5 separate regions of the Homo sapiens genome follow, and all the other regions are linked to region 2. The links are chromatin loops, found by intact Hi-C in ENCODE. Cell type or tissue: endothelial cell of umbilical vein. All regions are shown on one strand. Each heading gives the region's core, and the rest is flanking DNA. Links, peaks and the distances in the headings are about the cores only. Region 1 overlaps AQR (aquarius intron-binding spliceosomal factor). Region 2 has its middle 34 kb from the start of LINC02252. Region 3 overlaps DPH6 (diphthamine biosynthesis 6). Region 4 has its middle 63 kb from the start of MIR3942. Region 5 holds the start of LOC124903463 (a long non-coding RNA gene).

Evidence for each region. A loop is a pair of places that touch in the nucleus more often than their neighbours do. Peaks named below come from ENCODE experiments on the same cell type or tissue, not always from the same donor. Only the 100,000 strongest peaks of a DNase experiment are listed, where the experiment ranks them.
Region 1: a loop joins it to region 2, with 12 times the contacts of the local background. A loop is called at or near these places in 74 of 110 quality-filtered maps.
Region 3: a loop joins it to region 2, with 2.8 times the contacts of the local background. A loop is called at or near these places in 3 of 110 quality-filtered maps.
Region 4: it touches region 2 in a loop (4-fold over the local background); 2 of 110 quality-filtered maps call a loop at or near these places.
Region 5: it touches region 2 in a loop (4-fold over the local background); 2 of 110 quality-filtered maps call a loop at or near these places.

Annotation. Positions count from the first base shown.
Region 1 is chr15:34,916,737-34,922,752 of GRCh38, forward strand. It overlaps AQR (aquarius intron-binding spliceosomal factor), which reads right to left. Exons shown (of 35, transcript NM_014691.3): 14 at 3,596-3,698; 15 at 1,522-1,642. Among named protein-coding and RNA genes, the nearest start is that of AQR, 50 kb to the right of the region's middle. In endothelial cell of umbilical vein, for the core only: a CTCF peak has its summit at 3,678 (motif pointing left); a DNase peak (open chromatin) is centred at 3,685.
Region 2 is chr15:34,618,747-34,624,762 of GRCh38, forward strand. No RefSeq gene overlaps it. Among named protein-coding and RNA genes, the nearest start is that of LINC02252, 34 kb to the right of the region's middle. In endothelial cell of umbilical vein, for the core only: a CTCF peak has its summit at 3,098; DNase peaks (open chromatin) are centred at 2,285 and 3,145; H3K27ac peaks cover 1,834 bases.
Region 3 is chr15:35,441,417-35,447,432 of GRCh38, forward strand. All of the region lies in intron 5 of DPH6 (diphthamine biosynthesis 6), which reads right to left. Among named protein-coding and RNA genes, the nearest start is that of MIR3942, 72 kb to the left of the region's middle. In endothelial cell of umbilical vein, for the core only: a CTCF peak has its summit at 3,379 (motif pointing left); a DNase peak (open chromatin) is centred at 3,375.
Region 4 is chr15:35,306,047-35,312,062 of GRCh38, forward strand. It overlaps a transcript of DPH6 not described here. Among named protein-coding and RNA genes, the nearest start is that of MIR3942, 63 kb to the right of the region's middle. RefSeq lists a silencer at 2,722-3,016. In endothelial cell of umbilical vein, for the core only: no CTCF peak of the experiment used is centred there; DNase peaks (open chromatin) are centred at 405, 765 and 2,885; H3K27ac peaks cover 3,144 bases.
Region 5 is chr15:34,719,663-34,725,678 of GRCh38, forward strand. LOC124903463 (a long non-coding RNA gene) reads left to right here and starts at 2,401. Exons shown (of 2, transcript XR_007064579.1): 1 at 2,401-2,575; 2 at 3,872-5,201. RefSeq lists an enhancer at 2,006-2,507. In endothelial cell of umbilical vein, for the core only: no CTCF peak of the experiment used is centred there; DNase peaks (open chromatin) are centred at 2,429 and 2,939; H3K4me3 peaks cover 662 bases; H3K27ac peaks cover 632 bases.

The sequences.
Region 1 (6,016 bases), core at 682-5,681, 300 kb after region 2:
ATCAAGCCTCTGCACAAGGTGGTACTAATTTGCAAGAAAAATAAAGAACAGAGGAACATGCTGCAATATACCATGAGTATTCAATCAGAAAAATCTATAGACTACGGGAACTCTATGATCAAACAACTCAAGTTCTTCAGCAGAACAAAAAAAAAAAAAAAAAAAGAAAGAAAGAAAAAAAGGGATGTATAGAAGGTACCAGTAAAGTAAAAGACATTTTTTTAATGAAACCTTGTAACCACCTTGTCAGCTATCCCAGAATACTCCTATGTGCCCTTTCCTGGTTACAGCTTCTTCCCTTTACCCGAAAGTAACTATTTTCTGACTTTTATAGCAATCGCTATCTTGAATTTCTTTATAGTTTTATCATCCAGGTGTGCATCCCTAGACATGAGAAAGCAACATATTAACCACTGTAAGAACATAAAAAGATATGAAGACTGCCTATGTTCTGAAATCTAGCACAATATTAGTGCACTGGGTCTATCGGAGTTATGGCTCTAGGATATGTCTTAGATTAACCATTTTAAGTAAATATACCAATACTTATACTTGTGATGTCTTTAAAACAGTCACATTTCTTCTACTAATGATGCCATTGTTCAAAAAAGTCCTGAAATTTCTTTTGAAATATACCTTCAAAGTATATCTGAATGCACTTTTGCATATACTCAGTTGTGGCAAATTCTCATCCTCAGAGGATGCGTGAAAAGTGTTTAGATCCAAATCTGGGGAAATAAGTGAACAAACTAGGCAATACCATTTTGGATCAACACTAAGGGTTTACTATCAATAAATGATAATGTCTTTTTTTTGGTGATCATTACCTGCTTTACATAGAATTCAAAAGAGCCCCTAAGAAAAGCCTTTGAAAAACAAAAGCTCTATCAAACACAGCCTATCATAGTGACAAAATGAAAGCTATACTTCATGCATTATAAGGTCTCCTTGAAAACAGTCTTATGGTCAGCTGCAGTGGTTCACACCTATAATCCCAGCACTTTGGGAGGCTGAGGTGGGCAGATCGCTTGAGCTCAGGAGTTCGAGATCAGCCTGAGCAACATGGCGAGACCTTGTCTCTACTAAAAAAAAAAAAAAAAAGCTGGGTGTGGTGGTGCACGCCTGTGGTCCCAGGTACTCGGGAGGCTGAAGTGGGAGGATCACTTGAGCCCAGAGACTGAGGCTGCAGTGAGCTGAGACTGCACCACTGCGCTCCAGCCTGGGTGACAGAGCAAGACCCTGTCTCACACTAACAAACAAAAAAAACCAAAACAGTCTTAGGGCTTTATGGTCGTATTTTTTACAGGGTGATATGTGTATAGTTAAATTTAATAAAAACCCTTAGTGCTAAAGCATTCAAAATACTAAATCTTTTCTAGCTTCTAAAGTTAACTTCTGGGCACCAGGAAATTATCCTAATGTACAGAGTAGACTCAAGTACACTGCCTATAATTGCCAATTATATATGATAAATCTGAAATTGTTTCATTGTACAGCTGAATCCATACTTCTTTACCATACCTTCTCCAGAATAGTACTCAGTTGGGACAATATTTTCATCCCATATAATTTTCTCAGTTGGATACAAAGGCATCTGGTTCAACTGCTGAATCTGAGAAATTCGACGTTCATGACGAGATACCTAAAATAAAGGAAACAAGTTCATGCAGAAGGTTAGAAGCATCTTTTTTCAATCAAAATAATTTATGGAAGAAGTTTCATGCCTATCAGTTATTGTAGCAGTTCAACAAGCGATTTTTTTTTCTTTTCCTATTTTCTCCATAGATCAAAGATGAGAAACAAACCAATGGTAATGGTCTTTGGAATCAGACAGACCTGAGTTCAAATCCCAGCTCCTCTACTTATGAGTACTGTAAAAGCTGGGCACGTTACTTTAACCTTCCTAACCTTAGTTTCCTTTTCACTAAAACAGATAAAGTGCCACACATCTCAAGTTTCCAATGAAATATGAAATAGTGTCAAAGTCCCTGGCACATGCCAAGGGTTTAAAAACCATGACACTTAGCATTAATCAATGTAGGAAAAAATAGGAGCTCTAGGTTTTGGACTATAGTTTTCATTCTTATACTAACTAGCTATACCATCTGGGAAAGTTTATTAATCTATCACCCTAGTCTTCTCACTCTATGTTCCTTTCCATGATGACCTCTGTGTACCCTTAATATTAATAATCTATCTCAAATATGAAAATAAGTGTTACACCGGGTGCAGTGGCTCATGCCTTTAATCCCAGCACTTTGGGAGGCTGAAGCAGGTGGATCACCTGAGGTGAGGAGTTCAAGACTAGCCTGACCAACATGGTGAAACCCCATCTCTACTAAAAATACAAAAATTAGCTGGGCGTGGTGGTGCACACCTGTAATCCCAGCTACTCAGGAGGCTGAGGCAAGAGAATTGCTTGAACCCGGGAGGCGGAAGTTGCAGTGAACCGAGATTGCACCATTGCACTCCAGCCTGGGGGACAGAGTGAGACTCCATCTCAAAAAAAAAAAAAAAAGAAAGAAAAAGAAAAATAAGTGTTTATCTAATAATGCTAAAATGACATATTCTTAAAATGTATCACATTCTCTTCAGTGAAGATAGTATAATTATAGAAAAAATCATGATATCTAAACAATATGTATGTTTTAACTTTTTGATCATAAATTGAATAGTAGAAGAATCCAAAGCCTGGGGAAATCCTTTAGGGAAGGGAGGAAACAAAACATAATGTTGTAGCACTATACATTTTAAAAATTATTTTCTTTTGTTGGAACTATTTAAATTTTAGGAATAAAATTCTAGCCACAAGACCTTAATAGGCACAGGATCAACGTTATCCTCAAACTTATTTTCCATTAGAAGAATTCCTGAAAACAGGTTGGGCACGGTGATTCATGCCTGTAACCCAACACTTTGGGAGGCTGAGGTGGGTCAATCACTTGAGGCCAGGAGTTCAAGACCAGCCTGGCCAACGTGGCGAAACTCTATCTTCTACTCAAAATACAAAAATTAGCTGGGAGTGGTGGCACACATCTGTAATACCAGCTACTCGGGAAGATGAGGCACGAGAATCACTTGAACCTGGGAGGCAGAGGTTGCAGTGAGCTGAGATCACGCCACTGCACTCCAGCCTGGGCGACAGAGAGAGACTCGGTATCAAAAAAACAAAACAAACAAACAAACAAAAAAACAAAAAAAGAAGAAGAATTCCTGAAAAAAATCCTCATTTCTTTCTATTGCAAAGAGTTATTATTAATTCCAAAAACCTTACTCATGAGAGGTTTTACATTGTCAGAAAATAGCACAGGAATTTTTAGGAACTGAAAGAGACAATGAAAGTGATTTGCATATAAATAGTTGCTAATAGAATGATTCATCCAGAAAGTAGTTCGAAGAGATAAAATACTTGAGTAAAGAAATTCGAAAGATGAGAAAACAAAAAATCAAATGATAATACAATTCCAAAAACAAAATGGGAATTATCTGCCTAATCTTTGGCCCACAAAAAAATCTATATGAACCTACATCTTTAAGAATGACTTTAAAAGGCAAGGAAAACCACATGCAAAATTCAGAGAACATTAATATTTACCAGCAATTCTAGAAGAAATTCTTTATCAAAAGTTGTGTCTTCATTTTTAGGAAGAGTTGGCAACAAGCAGAGGTATGATGCCACCTGGTGGAGTGTGTTTGAACTGCAGAATAGAGAACAATATTTTATTCATAGTAACTTACTTCACTTCACTTTTGAAACATGTATTTTTACAAATAGCTTAAAAAAGCAAATATAATACTATGACATGGGCAGCAAATATCAAAAACCAGCAATGAAAATTAAGGCTTTAGTGCAGGGTTCTCAAAATATTTTCTGCAAACCTCTCATTGTACCCAAGATCCTTCTGGGCAGTCCCCAAGAACACTTTTAAATATTAATACCGGCAGGGCAAGGTGGCTCAGGCCTGTAATCTCAGCACTTTGGGAGGCCGAGGCAGGCAGATCCCGGGGTCAGGAGATCGAGACTATGCTGGCTAACATGGTGAAATTCCGTCTCTACTAAAAATACAAAAAATTAGCCGGGCGTGGTGGCGGGCGCCTGTAGTCCCAGCTACTCGGGAGGCTGAGGCAGGAAAATGGCGTGAACCCGGGAGGCGGAGCTTGCAGTGAGCCGAGATCGCGCCACTGTACTCCAGCCTGGGCGACAAAGCGAGACTCCGTCTCAAAAATAATAACAATAATAATAACAATACTAAGACATTGTTTCACAGTTTTATTTAAGAATGTCCTTGATGAAGCAGTAAAAAAAAATTAATACTATTAAATTTGGACTCGAGTACCTGTTTTATTTTAAATTCTGTGACAAAATGGGAAGTACATATTTTGCACACAACTTTTACTTTAAAAAACAACAAACTGTTGGACCGGGTGCAGTGTCTCACACCTGTAATCCCAGTACTTTGAGGCCGAGGTGGGCGGATCACAAGGTCAGGAGTTTGAGATCAGCCTGGACAATATGGTGAAACCCCGTCTCTACTAAAAATACGAAAATTAGCCAGGCGTGGTGGTGAGCGCCTGTAGTCCCAGCTACTCAGGAGGCTGAGGCAGGAGAATCGCTTAAACCCAGGAGGCAGAGGTTGCAGTGAGCCGAGATTGCACCACTGCACTCCAGCCTGGGCAAAAGAGCGAGACTCCATCTCAAAAAAAAAAAAAAAAAAAATGACAAACTGTTTATACCAGCCTTGGACAAATGGCCAATTTTTTTTCAAATTTCAAATTTTGAATGAAATAAGACTATAATTTCAAGGAAAACAACTATCAGTATTTGCTGTCAATGATAAAATTTGAACTTCCATGTGAACGTGAAAAATTAGAATTTTGGAAAACTGGTATTTGCCACCATGAGCTTCATAGCTTTCCACTATTTAACTGGTTTCATCACCTCCCCAAAATCCCTTATGCTAATTTATAGCAAATCCTCCTCTCCATCCCAGCCCAGCAACCATAATCAGTTTTCTATTTGTAATTTTATCTTTTCCAGGAGGTCAAATAAATGGAATCACACATTAGGTAGTCTTTTTTCTTGCTTGTTTTTTGAGACGAGTCTCACTCTGTTGCCCAGACTGGAGTGCAGTGGCATGATCTCAGCTCACTGTTACCTCCACCTCCCGGGCTTAAGCAATCCTCCCACCTCAGCCTCCCGAATAGGTGGAACCACAGGTGCCCACCACCACACTCGGCTAAATTTTTGTATTTTTGGTAGAGACGAGGTTTCACCATGTTGCCCAGGCTGGTCTCAAACTCCTAAGCTCAAGTGATCTGCCTGCCTTGGCCTCCCAAAGTGCTGGGATTACAGGTGTGAGCCACCATGCCTGGTCTTAGGTAGGTAGCCTTTTGAATGGCTGCTTTTACTTAGCATAATGCATTTGAGCATTTGAGATTCACCCACACTGTATATTTATCTGTAGTTGGTTCCTTTACGTTGCTGAGCAGTATTTCATGATACGGCTGTATCACAGTATGTTTATTCATTCAACAGTTGTGGGATATTTGTGTAGTCCAGTTTTTGACGATTTTGAATAAAGCAACTATATTCATTTTTGTACATATTTTTGTGTGAACATAAGTTTTCACTTTTCTTGAATATATCTGTAAGTGGAAAATACTGGATCATAATGTTAAGTTCATGTTTACCTTTATAAGAAACTCAAATTTTTCCAAAGTGGCTATCCCACTTTGAATTCCCACCAGCAATTATGAGAATTCCAATTGCTCCACATCCTTGCCAAGAGTCAATATTATCCGTTTTGGGGTTGTTTTTTGTTTTTTTGGTTTTGTTGAGACAGGGTCTTACTCTGTCATCCAGGCTGAAGTACAGTGGCAAGATATAGCTCACTGCGGCCTCGATCTCCTGGGCTCAAGCAATCCTCCTATCTCAGCCTCCTGAGTAGCTGGGATTACAAGCATGTGCCACCACGCCTGGCTAATTGTTTTGATTTTTAGTAGACAAGTCATCCTT
Region 2 (6,016 bases), core at 686-5,685:
CATGTACTCTTGAAACTATATCACATATATTTGTATTTATATGTATGTCTGTTGATGTTTCTCTCTGTATACGTAGATACATATCCATATCTAGCTAGCTAGCTCCCATTTGCAGGTTTTGTATATTTAGTTCCAACAGCATAGAAGGGGAAAAGGAACCTAAGACCATAATATTCAGTAGTTTTACAAGCAGGATATTAAAATTCATTTGCAAGTTCTTAGTGGAATTCAGTAGCTTTTGATTATATGTATTCTACTGCAACTTTTTTTTTTTTTTTTGAAATGGAGTTTCACTCTTGTCACCCAGGCTGGAGTGCAATGGCGCAATCTCAGCTCACTGATACCTCCGCCTCCCGGGTTCAAGTGATTCTCCTGTTTCAGCCTCCTGAGTAGCTGGGATTACAGGCACCCGCCACCACGCCCGGCTAATTTTCATATTTTTTATAGAGATGGGGTTTCACCATGTTAGCCAGGCTGGTCTTGAACTCCTGACCTCAGGTGATCCGCCCACCTCAGCCTCCCGAAGTGCTGGGATTACCAGCATGAGCCACCGCACCCAGCCACAACTTAATTTTTTAACTGAATGCTGTTATATATGAGGGTAGCAAACACCTGCGGTCAAGTTTCTCTGGGCCATTTGGAATATTTCAAGAACATTATAGACATAACTTGCATTCCAATTGTTTAAAGAACTGTATGAGTCTGAATGTGGAAATTAACCATTGTTTTCAATGCTAATTTTACAAGACCAATAAGCCTGCAATAGAATGACTAGGAAGGCTACTACCTTCATTAAAGAAAGAAGCTGAATGTGGTGGCTCACACCTCTAATCCCAGCATTTTGGGAGGCCAAAGCGGGAGGATCACTTGAAGCCAGGAATTTGAAACTAGCCTGGGCAATGCAGTGAAACTCCATCTCTACAACAAAAATATGAAAAATTAGCCAGTCCTGGTGGTGCACACCTGTAGTCCCAGCTACTCAGGAGTCCTGAACCCAGGAGGTCGAGACTGTAGTGAGCCATGATTGCACCACTGCACTCCAGCCTGGAAGACAAAGTAAAGTCAGAGACCACAGCCAACCAGAGCACGCATTGCTCTTGGTGGATAAGTGAGGCAAAGCAATTTATACTGTTTACTCCTCTATTTTCCTCTCTTTCCTTGAATTCTTCTAACATTTGTATTTTTATAGCATTGTATCCACAAAATAATGATATCGATGGTGTGGTAGTGTGCTGCTCCACAGGCACATAAATCATCTGACTCAAAGAAATGAAAATCTGGACATTATGATTCCTTAGTGAGCATGATGTGATGTATCCTCCCTCCAGCTGCTGTCAATGACACCACCAGGCTCAGCTCCGGCTCCTCCGGTGCCTCCACACCATAAATGAGACTCAGTTTCTCACTTAAGACTAAAACAGTGCTTCTGTCTAGATCTGTGTTTTTCTACCATTTCAGTTTAGTTTCCACGTACATAAAATTCATTTTTTCATGAGTTAGACATATTTTATTTTTCCTAAAAGCAAGTAATTCAAATGAAACCACCTCTTTCTCCACTTCCTTCTTTGTTTGTCTACTTCTTCTTCCTTCCCTCATGCCACTCCTCCCTCCCACTTCCTCTACTTCCCCTGGAACATCATGAAACACTGTGCTTGCTGATATATTGTATTTGGTTATGTTAGGAGAGCAAAGGAGTATAACATATTGTTCCATTCCCTGGGAAGCTTACCTAGCTAGATAATATTACAAAATTTTAAGTGTTCTGATCCTCAGAAAGATGAGAGGGAGAGATCAGTAAGGCCTAGGTTAGCAAGGACAGGCTTCATTTAATAAATATTTAATGATGATTTACTGTGTGTAATTTATTTGCATGTTGACTGCCCTGCCTCCCAACCCCTCACCGTTCTGCTACTGTAAGCTCTTCATGTGCAAGTATTGTGTTTGTTTTTTCCAAAATTGTATACTGTCTACCTGTGATACTCAAGGTGGGCACTGGAAAGTATTGTTGAGTGAATGCATAAAAGAATGGCAATTGGAGAATTCTAGGTTTTGCTTCTTTCTTTCAAGGAGATGGTACTTCCGTAGGGAAGCATCACAGGAAGAATGTGATGGATTTGCTTTCAGGGAGGGAAAGGATGCACTCAGTTGGGGTCACTCATTGCTGTTTCCTATTTTGTCTAGTTTAAGAAAGGATGAATTCACCCAGCATTGAAATCAAGTGAAAGGTAATTTACTACTTAGTCATTTATGTGTTTTTATCCCAGCATCCAGCTGTTTCCTGGATCATATTTTATTACAGTTTTTATTTATAGTATGTCTTTGCAAGAAAAACATCCGGTGCAGCAGGGCTTAGCAGTTGGTGTGTAATAATGTGTATTTTAAAGCTACATAGAAGACACTTTTTGCAAGTTTCCCTAGAACAGTGAGAGTATCAAATCCCCTTCCCCATTTTTAAAGCTGTGAAGGATTTCCCTTGAGATTTATGGCTTTAGTACAATGGAAAGTGGATTAGACTTGAGGTTAGTGATCACATGTCTGAATCTTCACCCTATCACTTCTTAGCAGTGTGGACTTGGTAAATTAATTAACCTGCGTATGGCTCAGTTAAAACTTGCCTCACAAGTGAGAAGGCGTGAGAGTTAAAGGAAAAAAGATGTCAAGTGTCTGTACTAAGAACATGTATTTTTCTTTTTCCATCTCTCCAGTATAAACAATTTTTGTTCTGGAAGTCTATTATTGCAACTTAGGAAGTAATTTAAATTATTTCATCGGTGTTAATTCTGAATTTTAGCTTCATTTTAAACACTTTGTAGGAATGCCCATATCATATACCTAGTCCATTTTATTTTGTGATTTCTCCAAAACACCAAAATGCAATGCCAGCTCTCAACATATTGTTCTGTCTTTCGACAGGGATTAGAACTCTCTTGGATTATAAATGCATGGATTGCACAGAACATTTTCATGGTACATAATGGGAATGAATTGTTCTTCAAACTTATTTTAGTCCAAAAAAGAACAAATGTTACAAAAGAATCAGGATAATAGCTACATTTTTTGGAATCCTTCCTTATAGCATTTATTTTCAGTTCTTTCAGAGAAGCTCATGGAAATGCGCAGTCATGTCTGTAGATGGCATTCTTGTACCGGATGAAATAAAATGGTAATTAAGTATGCGAGATCTTTCCCAGAACAGTCAACCTGTTTAGTGTTAAGTGCATGCTTAACAATCCATGATACCCATTTTTGGAATTAGGAAATAATGCGTGGGAAGTCGAGATGTATTTTTGGGAAAAAAATAGAGATCAAATACAAACTGATGGGTTCTATAATAATTGTGGTTTTTTTTTTTTAAAGTGTCTTAGAGGAGAAAAGTTGAAAAAGGGTCAAGATGAAAGGCTTCACTTTTATTTTCTGGAAGCGTTTAATTAAACCATAGAGGACCACAACTAATAGGACTGTGGACTGGTCAATGTCAGCCCTAAGCCACCCCAAAATAAAATTCTGCAATATCCCCCATTCCTTTAACATACCTTGTGTGATAAAGAACTTTTTATACATTTTTTTTATTTCTTTATGATTAGCTTTTTCCTGGTTTATGTAAACTGTTCACATATTTTTTCTTTCCTTTTTTTTCTTGAAAAAAAAAACAACAACTGTAATTGGATTTTTGTGTTTCTAATCCTGGCCAGGGTACTAATATTTTGTTGTCGTATATATTTTTGTAGTTTATGAAACATTAAGAAAAATTTCACCTAAAAGGGTGTTTTAATAGTCTGATTATTGGAATAAATTATTGGGATAAAAGTGCACTCTTGTCCTGGAAACTGGCATCTGGGGAACAGCATTACCTACCACATATGATCTAAGACATGTATATGTTGTTTATTCTAAGTTGCCGTTGGTACAAAGAGATTTGAAAACAAGCACCATATTTTTTCCTCCTAAGAACTGTAATTCCTTTGTTTATTTTTGTTTACCAGAATGTCCAGGGGCCTGTATATCACAACTGCTGGGCTATATCCACTTCCACCAAATCAGACTGGGACAAATATTTCATCAGCCTTCACTGTTAGCAAATAACACCCAAGTTTTTATCTCTATTTATTATGAACAATGATAATAATTGTTATACATAGCTGACATTATTAAAAAGACCCAATATTACATAAACGTGATCATAGCTACAATTATGTAAATGTTCTAGTTCTAAGATTATTTAAATTTAGCTTTGTGTAGAGAAGCCATGCTGCATAGTTTTCTTTTGGTGTTCAACGGAGAAAAATATGATATATACAAAAAATGAAACGCTGGGTCTCATTGGACTGGTGGAGATAGCCATGGTGAGATCGAGCATTGATTAAAAGATATTTTAGCACCACCAAGTACTAAGTTCTGTGTTAGGCCCTGCAGAAACAAAACTGGGAAAGATGTAGTCCCAGCCCTTGAGGGTCAATAACTCAGTGCAGGGGGCAGTAACATGTAAAACCGTAATAAGACAAAGCCAGCATTATAAGATATATAAATACAGGATGTTTTAGAGTCAAAGAGGACACAACTAATTTTACTTGAATGAGTTGAGTCAATCTTCATGTGTTGGAACTAAGTCTTGAAGATAGTCATCGGAAGATTTTTTCAATTTACATTTTTTTCCAATGGTTAAATATGACACATAGTGTAAAATATATATGCGCCATTTAATGGATGCATATAAAGTGAACATTATGTAAACATCATCAAGTTAGAAGACAGTGCAATGAAACATCGCCATCTAGAAACATGGGCGTATTACCAGATTGCAAACTCTTGTTTCCTCCCAGATGTAACCAATATCCTGACTTAACTGAGAATCATTTCTTTTCATTAAAAAAAAGTAATATGCTTTTTTTTTTTTTTGACGGGGTCTCGCACTGTAGGCTAGGCTGGGCTGGAGTGCAGTGGAACAATCTTGGCTCACTGCAACCTCCGCCTCCCAGGTTCAAGTGATTCTCCTGCCTCAGCCTTCCGAGTAGCTGGGATTACAGGCACCCACCACCACACCCAGCTAATTTTTTGTATTTTTAGTAGAGACGAGGTTTCACCATGTTGGCCAGGCTGGTCTTGAACTCCTGACCTTGTGACTCGCCTGCCTCAGCCTCCCAAAGTGCTGGGATTACAGGTGTGAGCCACCATGCCCGGCCGTATGCTTTCTTAAATAGCAGAGTTTTGCCTAGTTTTGAACAGCTACCATACTATATGGATTATTTTGTGTCTGGCATCTATTTTGTTTGTAAAATCCATCTATATTATTGTATACAGCTGTGATTTATTCATTTTAATTGCTGAATATTTTATGAATATAACAATTTATTGAGCTATTCTATTGCTGATGGATATTTGAGTGTTTTCACATTGGGGCTATTCAGAATAATATTATGGAGAGCTGCCTGTATATAATTGTTGCACGTGCTTATGTTTTCCTACAGTGCACACTGAGGAGAGAAACTGCTGGATTATAAGTTTTGCATACTCTCAGATTTACTAGATAATGTCACACTGCCATTTGATATGGTTGTATCAATTTATATGCTCATGATATGAGATGACATCTCCACATCCTCAGCAACACATAGTATTGTCAGACTGTAAATTTTTTAACCTTGCAGTGAGTTTGTCGTTATATTTTACTTATTTTAATTTATATTTCCCTTATTACTAAAATTTATTGATATTTGCCTTCCCTCTTTATAAAGCATTTGCTTGAATATTTTGCCCATTTTTCATTTAGGTAGTCCTGTCTTTATCTTATTATTGGTAAGAGTTTGTCATTGTCGTTGTTGGTGGTGGTGGTGGTATTTTTGTTTTTAGAGTCCCTATTTAGTTATATTTTTTAAAAATATATTCTCTTACATTATGGTTTGCATTTGCACCATTTTCATGGTGTCTGTGATGCACTAATGTTGTCAGTATTTATATAGTGGAATTTATCAATCATTTACTTTATTATTTGTGCTTTGGGGGGGCTTTAAAATTTAGT
Region 3 (6,016 bases), core at 442-5,441, 820 kb after region 2:
CCATCAAAGATAGACTGGATAAAGAAAATGTGGCACATATACAGCATGGAGTACTATGCAGCCATAAAAAAGGATGAGTTCGTCGCCTTTGCAGGGACATGGATGAAGCTGGAAACCATCATTCTCAGCAAACTAACACAGCAACAGAAAATCAAATACCACATGTTCTCACTCGTAAGTGGGAGTTGAACAATGAGAACACTTGGATACAGGGAGGGGAACATCACACACCAGGCCCTGCTGGCGGGTGGGGGGTTAGGGGAGGGATAGCATTAGGAGAAATATCTAATGTAGATGATGGGTTGATGGGTGCAGCAAACCACCATGGTACATGTATACCTATTTAATAAACCTGCATGTTCTGCACGTGTATCCCAGAACTTAAAGTATAATAAAAAAAATGATGAGCTCATATATGTATGTGTGTGTGTATACATATATATACAAACACAGTGGGAGAAGGACAGAACCAGGAAATCACATATCTAAATGTAAGAGCTAAAAGTATAAAACTCTTAGAAGAAAACATAGGAGTAAATCTCGTGACATCAAGTTAGGCAATGATTTCTTAGAAATAACATCAAAAGAACATGTAATCAAAACAAAAAAATGATAAATTGGACTACGTCAAAACTAAAAATGTTTATGCTTCAAAGGACACCACCCAGAAGTAAAGAGAAAACCCACAAAATGGGAGAAAATATTTAAAATCACACATTTGATAAGAGACTTATACTCAGAATATATATTAAAGAAAACCTACAATGCACTAAAGACAAATAATTAAAATATAGGCAAAGGATTTTAATTGACATTTCTCTAAAGAAGATATACAAAGGGCCAATAAATGCATGAGAAGATGGTCAACATCATTAGCCATTAGAGAAATGCAAAATAAAACCACAATGAGATAAGACTTTACATTCACCATGATAGCTATAAGAAAGACAGAAAATAATTAACTGTTGGCTAGGATGTGAAAACCTGGAACCCTCATTCATTGCTAGTGGGAATGTAAAGTGGTACAGCCACTTTAGAAATCAGTTTGGTGGTTGCTCAAAACGTTAAACATAGAATTATCATATGACACAGAAATTCCACTCCTAGGTATATACCCAAGAGAAATGAATATATAGGTCCAAAGAAAAACTTGTACACAAATGTTCATAGGAGCATTATTCATAATAAAGAAAAAATGGAAATGACTCAAATGTCCATGGACTGATGAATGGCTAAATAAACGTATCTTTGTAACAGAATATTATATGGCAACAAAAAGAACTCAATTATATATGCTATAATTTGGATGATTCTTGAAAACATTATTCTAAGTGAAAGAAGCCAGTCACAGTGACCACATATTGTAGGATTCCAATTATATGAGATATCCAGAATAGGCAAATCTATAAAGATATGAAGACACAAAGTCCTCATGGTGCTTAAAGCTGGGAGCAGTGGGGCAGGGGTTGGAGGCAACTTGAGAATGATTACTAACGAGCATGAGATTCCTTTTTGGGGAACACAAATTCTAAAACTAGACTGTGGTGATGATTGCACAACCTGTGAATACACTAAAAAAATTGAATTGTACATTTTAAGTGGGTGACATGCATAGTGTATTAATTACATTTCCATAAAACTTAAAACATAAGGAATGTGTAGTCATAGTAGCTATATGCTCAGACAATACAGATAAAAAGATCTCTTAAAAATGAGAGGGGAAATTCATAAAAGCACATACAAAAAATTCTTTTTAACTGTTCTCAGAAATTATATCATCAGTAGTGGCATTAGCATTGTTATTCTGAAATTGTCTCATATATTGTTACCATTTTAATATAATATCTATATCTATTGGTATGCTGAGTCCCAACAAGAGTTCTCTGGAGCAGAACACATTATTATTTTTATTACTTACAAAGAATAAGTAAATAATACTGTTCTGACTTTTCTCTGCCCCAGCTCTTACTCCAGGAGCAAGGTGATGAGAAAGAGATATAATCTTGCAAGTAATTTCATCTACCACAGGCAAGGGGTCTGGAAAAATAAATCTGAGTACTGATTTAGGAAAAAAGAGGCAGCTGTTGTCCCTTCCCTTCTGAGAGTTTCCTTGGAAAAGTAAAGGGAAGGATATGTGCTTTCACACTTTGGAATGTAAATAAATCTTCCTGAGGGGAAAAACTAGTGTCTCCAGCTTTACTACCCAAGAAATGTCTCCAAGGTCCTGGTCTCAACCCTTCCTTTGAAATGTAAACAGATACCTCTAGAAAGGTAAGTCTCTCTGGAGTTTTCACTTAACTGTTCAGTCATAAATTAAGTTCTAAAGCTCATCTTTTAGCCTAGGTCCCAAGTTTCTGTAAAATTTGCTCAGAAGGTCCTAACTGTGCAGAAACATAAGGATATGTTCTCTACAGCCCCACATACAATGTGATATTTATTTTATAGTGTAATACAAAATAAATATGAAGTTGAGTTAAACCAAGATAACAGCTTGTCAAATCAGACTCAAACAAATTGGACACCTTACCCAGTTTCAACCTTTTCTGATAATTTCAAGAAGAGAAGTAATCAGGCAGCCTAACAAATAAGGTAGAGTTCCAAGACCATCAGAACAGCTCTCCAGGTCCTTCACTGCTATACTCTGGCCCAGATTGGCACATGAGGTCAACTAGAATCACAATACCATTCTCTGTTTCTTCCCAACAAAAACAACCTTTTTAAATGCACATTCATAGTCACAGTGACTAGGTTAGTGACTAGAGATTATTGTTCAATAAATTCGGGATTCCATTTGGCTTGAGGATATAATTATACATAGCATAGTATAGGTTTTAAAAGTTATTGGCTTCCAGATGTCATTATGCAACAAGCTCCCTTCAGGATAACATAATGTCATTCCTTTATCCTTCCAATTCTAATCAGTGTAGCATGAGAAAGACAAATTCCCTTTTTATCTGTGATACTTCGGCCATTGGAGAACAAATATAAAGGCCACACTGTTCAGCAATGTCCCATAATTTAGGCTAACCATAGTGTTTCCATAAGTGGGCATCCTTAGCTTGGCTACTAGAACTGCTGGTCATTGATCTTTAAAAACAACAACTTCCATAGCAATTGGAATATTCAAGAGTCTTTCTTCAATATTAGCTTGGCTACTAGAACTGCTGGCAATGAATCTTTAAAAACAACAACTTCCATAGCAATTGGAATATTTAAAAGTCTTTCCTACATAAGAGTATAAGCCCTCTTCTTGCACTGTTGACCAATATGATGTTCCATTAAATACTCTATGAGTCCAGTCATTTAAAGCTTTCTTGTCCCTCTAGGGCCATTTCCAGATGCAGCCAGTCTCCTGGAAGAGAGCTCCCTCTAGTGTCTCTATTTGGATTAGCAAATCCTTTTCATCACGAGCTTTCAGGAACATTATTTTGGTCTGATTTGGTATGATATTAGTAATGGTCCTCAAGACCATTACTAAAAATGCCTTCAGAATATCAAGACAGCAGAGACAATACTCATCAAGCAACAACATGGGTTATTACTGTGGTACATTAGTAAAATTTGTACAATTTAGAAAAATAGTTTGCACACATACAAAAAAGTATCATGAGATTGTCATTTGGTATATTATGTATCAAATACAGCTCTCTCTGGGTGTGTCATAGGCTTTTCACAAACATACTCTGCATAACTCCAGAGAGGAGTTGTTAGTAACATTTATTCATTACATTACATCCAAATCCATCTCCCTCAAGGTGGTCTTCCAATTCCCTTAAATGAATTCCATTCACATTCACATATTCTACATTAGAAGGAAATCAAGCTGTAACAGGCAGTAGAAATCTGCTCTCCATTATACCTAGGTAGATGTCTTAGCAACATATTGTCTTGATTTATGTCCACAAGGAGTGCAAAAGTCCTACTGTTCCGAATCCTCCATCTGTGTACTTTAATTAGTAATAGTCAAATCATCATCATCAAAAAAAAAAAAAAAAAAGAGATCTGAATGGTAAATAGTTGACCCTTGAACATCATGAATATGAACTGCCTGGATCCACTTATATATGGATTTTTTTTTCAATACGTATATTTGGAGAGATGTGTGACAATTTGAAAAAACTCAACATATGAACCATGTAGCCTAGAAATACTGAAAAAATTAAGAGAAAGGTATGTCATGCATGCATGAAATACATGTAGCTGTTCATGTATTTTATCATTTACTACCATAAAATATATACAAATCTATTATAAAAGGTTGAAATTTATCAAAACACGCACATATCATTCACAGGTGAGAGAAAGGTAAACAAAGATGCAGCATTAAATCATAACTGCATAAAATTCACTATTATTATCTATTGTTACTACTGTATTAATTTTGTAGCCAACTTACATTGCCACTGCGGTGAGCTCAAGTGTTGCTAGTGTCTGCTTAAAATACTATGTGATGCTAATCATCTCTGCATGAGCAGAGCAGTTTCTGTCTCCAGTAAATTGTGTATCACAGTAAAAAGTGATCTCTAGTGGTTCTTGCATATATTTCATTGTGTTTAGCGTAAATACTGTAAACCTCGAGTAACAACATGGGACCCATACGAACTGCCACTAGTGATGCTGGATGTGTTCTCAAGACGCAGAGAAAAGTCATGACATTATAAGAAAAAGTTGATGTTCTGTAGATCAAGATCTGCAGCTGTGGTTGCCTGCAATTTCAGACAATGATTCATTTTGTAAACAGATGACATAAATTTACAGTATTGATAAATACAGTACAGTACTATAAGTGTATTTTCCCTTTTTTTTTTTTTCCTTTTTTTTTTTTTTTTTTCTGAGACAGGGTCTTGCTCTTCACCCAGGTTGGAGTGCAGAGGTGCAAAGACAGCTCACTGAGGCCTTGACTTCCCAGGCTCAAGTGATTTTCCCGCCTCAGCCTCCCAAGTAGCTGGGATTACAGGCACACACCACCATGCCCAGCTAATTTTTAAACTTTTTATAGGCATAGGTCTCCCTATGTTGCCCAGGCTGGTCTCACTCCTGATTCAAGCGATCTTGGGCTCCTAAAGTCCTGGGAATACAGGCATGAGCCACTGTACCTGGCCTCTCTTCCTTATAATTGTCTTAGTAACATTTTCTTTTCTCCAGCTTATTTTATTGTAAGAATATAGTATGTAATACATACAACATGCAAAATGTGTTAATGGACTGTTATGTTTTTGGTAAGGCTTCTGGTCAACAGCAGGCTATTAGTAGTTAAATTTTTGGGGTGTCAAAAGTTTTACGTGGCTTTTTAACTGTGCAGGGGGTTGGTGCTCCTAACCACCTTGTAGTTCAAGGGACAACTGGATAGCCTATAAACCAAGAAATGAGTTGTAACTGTAGTGAACTGCTCCTACATTGAGTCATCAAGGGGCACTCTGCCATTTTATTCCTCTAGATTACATAGGTGGAATCTTTTTTTTTTTTTCCTGAGACGGAGTCTTGCTCTGTCGCCCAGGCTGGAGTGCAGTGGCGTGATCTCGGCTCATTGCAACCTCTGCCTCCTGGGTTCATGCCATTCTCCTGCCTCAGCCTCCTGAGTAGCTAGGACTACAGGCGTCCACCACCACGCATGGCTAATTTTTTTGTATTTTCAGTAGAGATGGGGTTTCACCGTGTTAGACACAATGGTCTCGATCTCCTGACCTCGTGATCCGCCCGCCTCGGCCTCCCAAAGTGCTGGGATTACAGGCCATAGGTGGAATCTTTAAGTAGAGCTATACATCACCAATTTCCCTTCTCTCCAGAAAACACATCCAGAGTGTTCTCTCAACATCAGTTAGGTGAGCATCAAATTTGAGAGAGATATCCAAGACAACAACTCAACTTTAGCAAGAATGGAGTAGCTTGGTATTTACCACGGAGAGATACCAAATACCTTATTATTTTCTAGCTCTGAGGCTCTGCCATGGAAGGTCACATGGTTACAGCTCTCCACAGAACTTGAATTCACTTATAATGCCTTTCTATCTCTTAT
Region 4 (6,016 bases), core at 390-5,389, 690 kb after region 2:
CCAGGATATCCTCTTCAAGACTGTCAGACAATCTCAAATGATTGATGTGCTAGTCTGGTGCTCTGGTATTTTTCCCTTTAGTAAGACTCCAGTAAATCTACAGCTCATTCTATAAGAATGCTAATTAGATCACTTTTACTAACTTCATGCATGTTTTTCTTGTTCTCCTGTATCTTTGGAAGTGAGCTTAAAGTTTATAATACAGTGTGTTTCTAAACTGTTTTTTATAATATTACATAGAAATAAAATACATTTCCCACCAAGGGAAATAATTCAAGTGATGCACTCAATTGGCTCTTTTCTTTCTAGAACTGCACCATGCATCCTCACTATGCTTACTCTTATTGGGAGCCTGCTCTACCCTCTCTGAGGTCATGCCCCTTATTGAGTCATGGTGTTCTATCATTCAAAGCCAAAGCAGGGCAGAGTCAGGCTCTGTTAGGCTATCAGGCTTGTGTCTTTGCTGCAGAGCTGTTTTCACATAAAGACAGACCTCTATCAACCTCAGGGCATTAATTCTAAACCTATTGCCTTAACACAAATTGTACCACGTCTCTCAACCTGTTGATTTTGGCTTTGAATTTCATGATTGATTGCCCTTTTGGGGCCTTACATAACCTCCCATTCTGAGGCTAAGAATTGACTTTCTGGCTTCAAACTTTTGCTTTCATTCTTGACCATATTTGGACTTTATCTCCAAATAGGTTACCTCCCTCAGTAAAGTTCAGGTCACTATGGTTTCCAGAACCTGTAATTACCTCAGCAGAGCTCTCTGCAGAGAACACACCCAACATGTTCAGTCTGATTCCAGAAGTCAGGCTCAGACTGAGAAAAGTCAGGAAGCAAAAAGACTGGGTGGATGTTGTCACGTGGCCCTTAAGAACAAAGGCAGTTTCAGAGCGAGGTGGCCGAGAGGAAAGAGAGCATTTCAGGGATAAAGAAAAGTAGATAGGAAAGTCTGGGCAACTTTAGGGCTTTTATAGTATGACTGTGCACAGTACAATCACAAAAATATGTTTAGTTCAAGTCATTTAAAAAGCTGTAATCTAGTATATTTACATTAAATTGTTTCCTTATTAGTGGCAAGAGAAAAACTGATAACCACACAGTAGAGAAACTGGGCACTACTCTGACTAGGTCATCAAAATTAACATCCCCGTTGAGGGCAGATGGATATAGTGTGCCTCCTGATGTGACACCCTGAGAAGAGCACATCATCTCTCACTCTGTATTGGGCACAGAACATGTCACCTCAATCTACCCACAAAGAAACATCATGTAAAACCAAAACAAAGAATTCTCTATTATTAAAGATGGAATTACAGTTTTCAAAAATTTGAATGCTATAAAAGCAAAACAAAGCTTTATAGAAATGCTCCAGATTAAAGGTGACTGAAGAGACTAAATGTAATACCTGATCCTAGGTTGAGTCCTAAAAACAGTCCCGACCCTGTTTTTCCTGAGGAAAAACAACAGTATAAAGGATATCGTTGGGTTAACTAACAAAATTGAAATACAGATGAAGGATTAGAAAAATGCATCAATTTTAACTTTACTTGTATATAAAACAATATTTTTATTTTTAGGAAATTTTTATTTTTAGGTATTGTAGTATATAGGAGTAAAGGACCATGCTACTACTTTTCAAAAGGTTCAGAAAAAATGTGTTGTGCATGTGTATACACATATACATATATGCATATCTTATGTGTGTGTATATATATGCATATATACAAACACACACACACATATATTCAGAGAGATAAAAGAGAATGAGTGAGCACAGTTATCTGGTAATGCAGATGGAGCAAATGTCAGCAACAGGTGAATGATGGTACAAAATATATAGATATGTGAACATTCTAGTATCATTCTTATTCATGCTACTTTTCCGCATGTCTGAAATAACTGCACAATTAACCTCTGAGGAAATAAAAACTTCTGGTCAGCCATGGTGGCTCACACCTGTAATCCCAGCAATTTGGGAGGCTGAGGTGGGAGGATTGCTTGAGGCCAGGAGTTCAAAACCAGACTGGGCAACATGGTGAAACCTCTCTACAAAAAATATAAAAATTAGCTGGATGTGGTGGCGTGCGCCTGTAGTCCCTGCTACTCAGGAAGGTGAGGTGGGAGAATCACCTGAGCCCAGGAGGTTGAGGCTGCAGTCAGCTATGATCCTGTCACTGCATAAATAAATAAATAAATAAATAAAACCTCTAGAATGTCAAAAGCTTCTATGATTTACCACAAAAAAGTATGTGAGGTGATGGATATGTTAATTGGCTTGATTTAATCATTCCACAATGTAAATGTATAGCAAAATATCACATTGTATCTCATAAATGTATACAATTTTTATTTCCAACCAAAAATAAAATAAAGTAACCCTCCCAAAACAAGCAAAACAAAACAATTGTCAGGTATGGTGAGGGGTGGGGAAGACCTGAGGAAGGCAGGGGAATTTTTACAGTAACAGAAATCTCTTAATTTAAGTGCCTGGTGGCCAAAAAGAAAAAAAAAAGTACTTGGATAACCCATAATTGGAAAGACAATTCCTACCGAAATGAGTTTATACCTATACCCAGAGAAGATTCTTTCTTCTTTATATGCCATAAACATTTAGGAGCTGAGATAGTTTGTATTTTAAGGAGACATATGTAAAAATGATTTTAGGTCTTAGTGCTTCTGTTATTTGTACTTCTACACACTAAATATAATAAATGTAATTTGAATGTAACAATAAGAGGATCAACACTATGGAGATAGCAAATATATGCTTATCTGAAAGTTAGCAGATAAGGAAGTACTGCCAAAATAAACAAGCTGAGAGTGAGAACGGACATTCAAAGTACATTATTGTGTTACTGGAACATCTGGTACTAACACTGTCAAGTTTACATACATTCTCAAATGCTTATTTATGTAACAATCAGATGCTAAGCATTCCAGCTGCACTTGTAAACTTTTTATGAACTGAAGTCATATGCACAAGCTCAGCTAAATATACTTCACAGAGGGAGGAGCGTGAGGAAACTAAGAACTCTCACAACTGAAGTCTGATTGCAGTGCAGCCTTCTGGCAGTGTTCTGGACCAGTGTCTGGTGTGAGAGCTAAGCTGCTGGCTCCTAAAAGATTCATTCCATTCTAGCAGCTAGAATCAGAAATGCCTAACCAATGGGTCAAACATAATTTGGCAGTTACCGTTTTTAGACATAATTTTCTCAGAAAAGAAAATGATATCAGGAAAAGAAAACAGAGCAAAGGACATGATGAAGTAGGTCATTAAGAAAGAGAATATTTAATATTCAAGTGAAAAAAATATTTTCCTCAACCCATCCTAGAGCTAGCACAGGTAGAATGACTGATTGTGGCAATGCATAAATTAGAAAAGACAGCATAAAAAGAGGAAGCATGTTTGTATGATAATTATCTCATATCACTCCTAATGAAAATTAGTTGTGTGAAACTTTCCTTCTTAGAGACAGAATTCATAGTAACTGCCTTAAACCCATTTTAAAGAGCGAAAAGGCATAGGGGGAAATAAGTATTTCATGCTGTTTTTCTCCTCTACTAACAAAAGGAAGTTAGATGAACCAATTTTCCTCAAAGTTTGCCAATCATTTCTTTGATGAAATTTCTAGAGTATGAAATGTTGCAAAATGGAACTAATTCATTAAGTTGTTTATTTTCTGAACAGTGATCTTAAAAGTGATTCCTCACAGGTTGAGGTTAAAAAGACATATTTTTTGGTAAAAATAAAATCCCTTTGACTTTTAAGTGCCTGGCACATTTCTGAAAGTTACCTTTAGAATTAATCAGATGTTTCAGAGTGATGTGATCTTGAAATGTGAATATCTATAATCAGTGGGATCCTCCTGTGTGCATTTTTTGGCTGTCAGTAGCACTTTTCTTATGCCAGCTCTTGAAATCACAACTTTTGGGCCTAGAAGAAAACTTTTTTTTCCCCCTGTGTCACAGTAGTTTTAGAGCAGTGACTCAAACTTAGGTGAACATTTGAATCACTTGGAAACCCAGAACCCATTCCAGACCAATTAAATCAGAATGAAACTCATCCATCAGCACCACTTAATTTTGTAGCCCAGATTGAGAACACCACGTAGAACGAGAATGGATATTCTTTAGGGACAGTGGGATTCATTTCACAAAAATGGCATTTTTGCAAAATAATTGAAGCACTAGGCATTCCCCATGCTGTCCTCTAACCAGGCTCCGGAAATTTAAGGGTTATAATTACAACAGCTTTAACTCTTCAAACTCCATCTTTTTGCACATCTTAAAAAGGGCCAGTAAGGGACTGTTCTAGGGTAGGCAGTCCAGCCTTGCATGCTCTGTGGCTTCTCTCATTTTACCTGAGGAACAGTGGGGCGAGAAAAGAGGATCTTTTTTCACTTTTGGCAGGTCACAAAAAAAGTAGCAATTTTTGCCTACAAAACTACATTGCAATTATGAACGTGAAGAAGGGGTTAGGATGTAGGTGGAAGCTTAAATCATAAACAGGACAGGACATAATAACCTTATATGAATGCCTTTTAGAACTACTCAAAACAATATGTCACATATATATAAATTTCTGTGTAATAGTACTAGCTGATAGAATAACCTGAAGTTCAGCTTTAAAAAGAATGACTATTACTAATACTACCTTCTGATTACTAATAGTACCTTCTTTAATGCTCACTGTTCTGTTTAGATCATAAATTGGCCGAGTGTGGTGGCTCACGCCTGTAATCCCAGCACTTTGGGAGGTCGAGGTTGGTGGATCACCTGAGGTCGGGAGTTTGAGACCAGCCTGACCAACATGGAGAAACCCCATCTCTACTAAAAATACAAAAAAAAAAAAAATTATCCAGGCATGGTGGCACATGCCTGTAATCCCAGCTACTCAGAAGGCTGAGGCAGGAGAATCGCTTGAACCCGGGAGGAGGAGGTTGCAGTGAGCCGAGATCACTCCATTGCACTCCAGCCTGGGCAACAAGAGTGAAACGCCACCTCAAAAACAACAACAACAACAACAAAAAAAAAAACCCAAAAAAACCAGATCATAAGTTATACTAAAAGAGATTGGAGAATTATTATTGAGCGGAGAATTCAGTCTAAAAGGAGAGATAAGATACATGAATTATACGTAGTACTCAATAAACATTAGGTGCCATATGATTATGGTAATTATTAATTTAAAAACAACAGGTTTTAAAGGCAATTTACAAGTACTGAAAACAAAAATGCACCCCCTCAGATTTCAATCACATCTTGGCAACTGAAGACTGCTTTTTTTCCTCTACATCTCCACAAGTGGTTATACAGTACCATCTTTGAAAATAAATGGCAGTCTTCTTACTCTTTTTTCTATACAAAAATATAATTCAAGATAATTACAAAAAAATTTCTGTCTTCAAATATCAGAGGAATTTGTCTACAATAAAGCTAATTTAAAAATTATTACCAAATAGATGCCCTCCTTATGACTATTAATCCAAGTTTAGAAATTTACGTTCAATGCTTTGGGACAAGAAAGAAAAAAAGACATACACACAGAGAGCGAGAGAGACAGGAATGGCATTAAGATCTGCTTTAAGTACAGTTATCTGAAATGTTCTCTTGTTTTGACTTATTCCAGAAGGAAAACTTGAAACAATGATTAAATGAGTATAAGTTACAAAGAGGCATATTTTAGCTCAACATAAGGATTTTTAAAATAGAGTTGTCCAACAGAATGGATTGTTTCAGGAAATGATGAGCTCCTTTGCTGAAGATATCCAAATTGAGACCGGATGAGCATATGCCAAGGATGCTGCAGAAAACATTTCTGCACTGTGTGGGAGGTTAGCCAACAGTAGATGATGTCTTAGGTTCCTTCCAACGCTAAATTTTATAATCTTATGACTATCCAAACACGAATAACTACTTTAATGATACAGAGTCTGAAGCCTGGTTAAGAAAATGAAAAAAAAAAAAAAAAAAAAAATAGAACAGGAAAAACAAACAAACTTTACTT
Region 5 (6,016 bases), core at 540-5,539, 100 kb after region 2:
GCTAAAGTCACAGCAGCTCAGATAAGGGTCACGTTCCAAGCTCTTACATACTGCTCTGCCCTTGTCCCTGCAGAGGCCCCATGGGGTGTCTTCAAAGGGGAGCCTTTGGCTGACAAGGTGACTTGTCACCTGCTGCATTTGGGCCTACTCAGCAGAAAGTGCCTTCCCAAGGTGGCACAGAAGGTATAACCCTTTGGACACAGTGACTCATCTGTAATCTCTAGCTGGCTGGGCATTTAAACCAAACCCACTTTATAAGACCAAAGTGTGTATAGTGGGAGGTCAGTCTGGGGCACAGACTATTCAGGTCAATGGCGGCACTGGGACCGGAGCCTAAACACACATTCTGTCCCCCTGCCCTTCTCCAGCAGCACTAGGTGCTCTCTCATAATCTTCAAGCCTTTGGCTCATCTTTTCTCATTGCCCTTTTCAGCCACCATTTTAATCATCTGCCTTGTGGCTTTTCATTCCTGCTGCCCAGTGACACTCAATTCCTTCTCTTTCCCCAGCCTCCTGAGCCAGGGCCAAAGGTTGTTTAAGGTCCCCGAAAATTAACTTCAGTCTCCTACAAGGTGAACTGTTGCTTTCTGGTGAAGCCTCACAGCACCAATGAGCCTGTGAAAATATTCCACACAAAAATAGCCCAATGCTTACCGTGAGAGACACAAGAGTTTTGGTGCACTCAGTCCCAGACGGATCCCTCTAGTTTTCTCCTTGCTTACAAGATGCATTCACTCATTTCCAGAGCTGTCCAGTCCTTTCAGGTGATTCCTGGGTCATTTTGATAATGTCTCTTAACTTAGCACAGTTAGGTTTGTAACATTTACTGAAGGCTACAGACTGGCTCTCTCCTGCTTGCTCACACCAGATGGGGTGAGACAGGAGAGTGAGGAAAGGAGAAAGGGCTCCCTGCTGAAAGGATGTATGTTGTCATGAGTGGTAGGATGCACAACTCCCTGCTTCTTCCTCCAAAGCTCTGTCACTTAAGGGCCAGCCTTAGGAGCCTCGTATCAGTGAATATTGAATGGAACCTCAAGGCTACTCTGAGGTGAGCTCAAACTCTTGGGGGTACCTGCTGTTTGGACTCAGTCTCCAAACAGTCCTCCAAACACAAAATGACCCAAAGGTGGGTCCCTGAGCAGCTCTCCTAGGTTGACCTTGATCGTTCCTAAGCTTCAGAGCCAACCCACCAAGAAGAAAATCATAGAGCCAGCAATCAGCATCACTCTGTGGGAGCTTTTCCAAGTGTCTTGTCTGGGCTATTTTCAGGACTATCCACTGATGGAGGGCACTGTCTCCTCGATCAGTCAGAAGGTTAAGGGCTACATAAGTTACTTTGGGATATTCTATTTCCTGGTCCAACACATTCACTCACTCATTCATTCATTCATTTATTCATTTCTTGTGGATGGATTGGAGCTGCCCAAGATCAAGATTGCTATGTTAAGTGAGGTACAGAAACTCTAATGCATGAACAAGAGGCTTTTTTGGGAGAAAAGATATAGACGTAAAAACTTATCAAATGAAGTGGGAAATAATAAGTATCTAAAGTGAATAATAATAATAAACAATAGCCAACCTTTATATAGCGCCTATTATATACCTGGCACATTGTGTGTGTATGTGTGTGTATTTGTTTTATTGTGAAAAAATACACATAACCTTTTAGCACCTTAACCATTTTTAAGTGTGCAGTTCAGTGACATTAAGTACATTCACCTTGTGGTGCAACCATCACCATTATCCATTTCCACAACTTTTTATCTTCCCAAACTGAAACTGCGCCCATTTAACAGTAATCCCTATTTCCTTCTTCCCCCGGGTCCCTTGCAAACACCTTTCTATTTCTCTATGAATTTGACGACACCAGAAACTTATATAAGTGGACTGGTACAATATTTGTCCTTTTGTGAAGTCGAAAGCACTTTGTATGTATTAACTCATTTAATCATAGTAATGGTCCTATGAGGTAAGTAAAATCATTACCCCCCTTTTACAGATGAGGAAATTAAAATAAATACAGAGAGGTTAAACAAGAAGTAGAAATTAAATATTCAGAGGGATCAGAAAAAGGAAAAGATCTCCCTTAATTTGGTTCTCCGCCCCCAGGAGTCCATGAACCAATTAAAAGGAAGCAAACAGTCCCCTTGTTGGAGGCGCCGCCACCTTGCAAGACCATCTCTGCTTCTATACAAGGGCCGCGCAACTGGAGAGGGCCCTTCTGCAGGAGAGAAGAGGGAATGTGCTGAATGAGTTAAAGTGCCCTTTGTCCACCCCCCCCCCCCGCCCCAGCACTCGGCGGGCGCAGGCTGAGCTGGTGACCCGGGCAGGACCGGAGCCAAAGGATTAATCCATCACAATGAGACGTTCTATTCTGGGCAGGCGGCGCGAGCAGATGCTGGGCGCCGGCGGAGGCAGCGTGCAGGGCTGGCGCTCACGCAGGCCGCCAGCACCCTGCGCTCCACCCCACCCTGCTCCCTAATGAGAAGAGAGGAGCTGAACCCAGACAGCCGCTCCCTGTTGACGCCTTAGGCGTTTCAAAACTAGACTGGCCGGAGCCGATGGAATGTCTTGGGTGGGCCATTCTGAGAAACCCAATTTTCTTGCTTAGGCTATGTTTAGAATCCAGAAAGTCACTTCAATTACCCCACTTTCCTTACAAATCCAATCCGCTTCTTACCTCTCACTCCACCCTCCAGCCTCCCCGCCACTCCACTTGCCCCAGAATCTTTCTGCTAAATCCACTCCCCAGTCCACTCCACGGTGGAACTGGGGGCTGGAATAAATTACCACCCCGGCCTCTCAATTAGGAAAAGGAAATCCACTCAGTCTCAGGGAATTTTAGGGGCCGGAAGTCTAATTTTTTGATGTGAAAGCAGCACTTCTGTGACCTTATGGAGATTATGGCCTGGCCGGCCAGCCCCACTCCCATAATCTTTTGACCGTTTGATCTCCTGCTTACACTGGACTGGGACAGAGCAGCCCAGTGATTCATTCCCAGATTGCACCCTCTAGCTGTGCCAGGGAGGAGAGGAAAAAGAAGGAAAAACAGTAGTTAGATACTGTGGGTTAGAAAGCCCAATTTTGCAATTGCTCTTTAAAAATCAGACTCAGTGACATTACAACACTCCTTTGGAGGTATCAGTCCCTTCCAGGGACAGAAGCATATTTTGGGTCACGGAGAAGAGCATTTTGCAGGTTATATTAGAGATTCTGCCAGAAAATTTAACAAATCTAAAGTCTGCTTGCTTGATTAATTTTTAGGGTATGTTTTCCCCCTAGCTTTATTAGGGTACAATTAACAAATACAAATTGTATCTATTTGCAGTATACAGTGTTTTGATATGTTTATACCAAAGCTTTAAATATCTGAGAGGGATGTTAGGATGACATTTAGAAGGGTAAACGATTGTCTCTATTTTTGTGGGTATTCTTGGCTTCGTTTTAAAAGTGGTTGGGATTATTTCCCCCAAATTTTTTAATTTTGTAATCCTTCTAACATGTCTGCCTAACCCAATTTCTTTTTTTTTCTTTTCTTTTCTTTTTTTTTTGAGACAGAGTTTTTCTCTTGTCTCCCAGGCTGGGGTGCAGTGGTGCAATCTCGGCTCACTGCAACCTCCACCTCCTGGGTTCAAGCAATTCTCCAGCCTCAGCTACCCGAGAAGCTGGGATTACAGTCACCTGCCACCATGCCCGGCTAATTTTTGTATTTTTAGTAGAGACAGTGTTTTGCCAAGTTGCCCAGGCTGGTCTCGAACACCTGACCTCAGGTGATCTCCCACCTCAGTCTCCCAAAGTGCTGGGATTACAGACGTGAGCCACCGTACCCAGCCCCAATTTCTACTTATTGTTTTTCTCTGCTTCTATGTAGACCATCCATTTCTCTAAGACTCAATGATATGTCCTAGAAGATCTTTGGCCAAATGTCAGACTTATATCTTACAGATCCCAGAGTAGGGAGTAAGTACTACAGCTTCTAAAATGCTCTCACTCACATGCTTCATCAATGCAAATGACAGTTCGAAAGACCAAGAGCTTTTGGATTCTACTTGGACTTCTTTTGAAAGGAGACTTGGGCTCATCCTGCTGGCCTCTGCCCTCTGCTAACCTCCCAGGACTCCTGACTGGGCCTATGCTGGATACCAACCATACAAGATGAATGTCTTGCCAAGCTGGATGTGGAAGTATATTTGGTCCTTTGAAGGTTAATGATCAATCCAGACCACAAATGGATGACAGTCAAACACTGCCTTGGGTGGGCTAATGGCTTGTGTTTCAGGACTGAGAACTCATTAACAGTCCCCCGCCGCCTTGTCTGCTCCTAGCGATTGGCCTCCACCTCCACTAACACTCAGCCCTTCCCTTGGCCCTTGGCTTTTTCTCTGCTTCAACCACAGGCTTTCTCTCTCTCTCTCTCTCTGAGCCTCGGCTTCTCTTATAGACTCTATCCCATTCTCATTCCAAGACACAGAACCCCTTCTTATCTACCTGAAGCTATAGTTGGTCATTGGTATCATGGAAAACAGGAGCTGACTATGCCTTAAAAATCATTTATTGCAGTGATTTTTAAACAATGTTTAAAGGAGCCTTGAGATTCCTTGGTGGCAAGCAACAGAGGCCACCGAATATGTGTATGTATGTGTGATGAGTACTCATAGCAGTGAATATTTGGAAAGCAGAGCCTCCAAAAGTCCCTTATGCACACATGCATACTTATCAATCAGAACAAAGGACTGGTATTTGTTTTATATATTGGGGGTAATTCATTGCTTGATTTTTTTTAAAAAAAGATTCTGTTATTTAAAGAAAATAGTTTAAATATCACAGTGATCCCATCCTGCCCCTTCATTATCTGCAGGGGCGCCCCTGAGTGTCCCCAGGTGAGATCTCCATGCCTACATTACTCTACACAGAATAACTCTCTCCTGGTTCCAGTCCCAAATAAAGAGGACAGAGCCTCATGAGTCTATCTGGGCCAAAGTGGGTTATTGCCAAGAATAACCTGGCATCAGGGGATTCAAACTCTTTGCCTTCAAGCTCTGGCATTCCAGTAAGGGCTGACTTGGAACTGTCACAGAGAAACTGGGGGACAGTAAATGCAGTCTAGCACTTGTTTGGAACTAGAGCATGGCTCAAAAATGATCACAATGAATAAACTTTGCTATCAGCTTTCTGTAAATAAATATACACACAATGCTAAATCCTTTTGCATTAGGACTTGAATTTGATTGTACATTCTTGGATACCTAAGAATCTCCCAATACTGCTCTAGCTTGTAACTTTTTTTTTCAGAAAGAGTGTTTCCTCAGATGTCTAGATGTCTGTATATAAGTGAACATAATTACTATTTTTAAGAGGAGGGTGCCTATGTTCTTCATGCTTATAATACCCCCAAGAAACTTACAGAGAACACTATGCATGAGATTAAATTGCAATCCCTAAGGGAATCCCAGACTCACTCTGGATCAACAGTAGTTGCTAATGTGTTTAATGCAGACTACGAGAATAACAATGATCATATTAATACTATTTATGGAGCACTTCTATGTACCAGATGCAATGCTATGTACTGTATATGTAATCTTCACAATATTTACATGGGACAGGTTCTCTGTTCTTATTCTGCAGAAAAGAACACTGATGCTAATATTCAAGAATAAGCATATCTAAAGTTAAAGCTTCAATGTGGCAGGAGTAGGAGTCAAGCAAAATTCATCTGACTCCAAAATGAATATTCTCAATTGCAATGCTAAGTACTGTTATGCTGCTCCTATTGGAACATGGGACACAGACCTCACTAAATGGTGGTGACCAAGGTGAGAGAATATGAGAGGACAGACAATAACCTTATCTTGAGTTAAGCTTCCCTAGGCTTCTACTCTCAATGCCAAGAGATTCCTTTCTCAACTAATAATGATGCGATGAAGTGCAGCATGAGCTCAAGAGATTTATTTTGGATCAATGAGTCCCCTGACATGTCCTACTGAAACAGTCAAATATCTAAGGCATTGCTCAG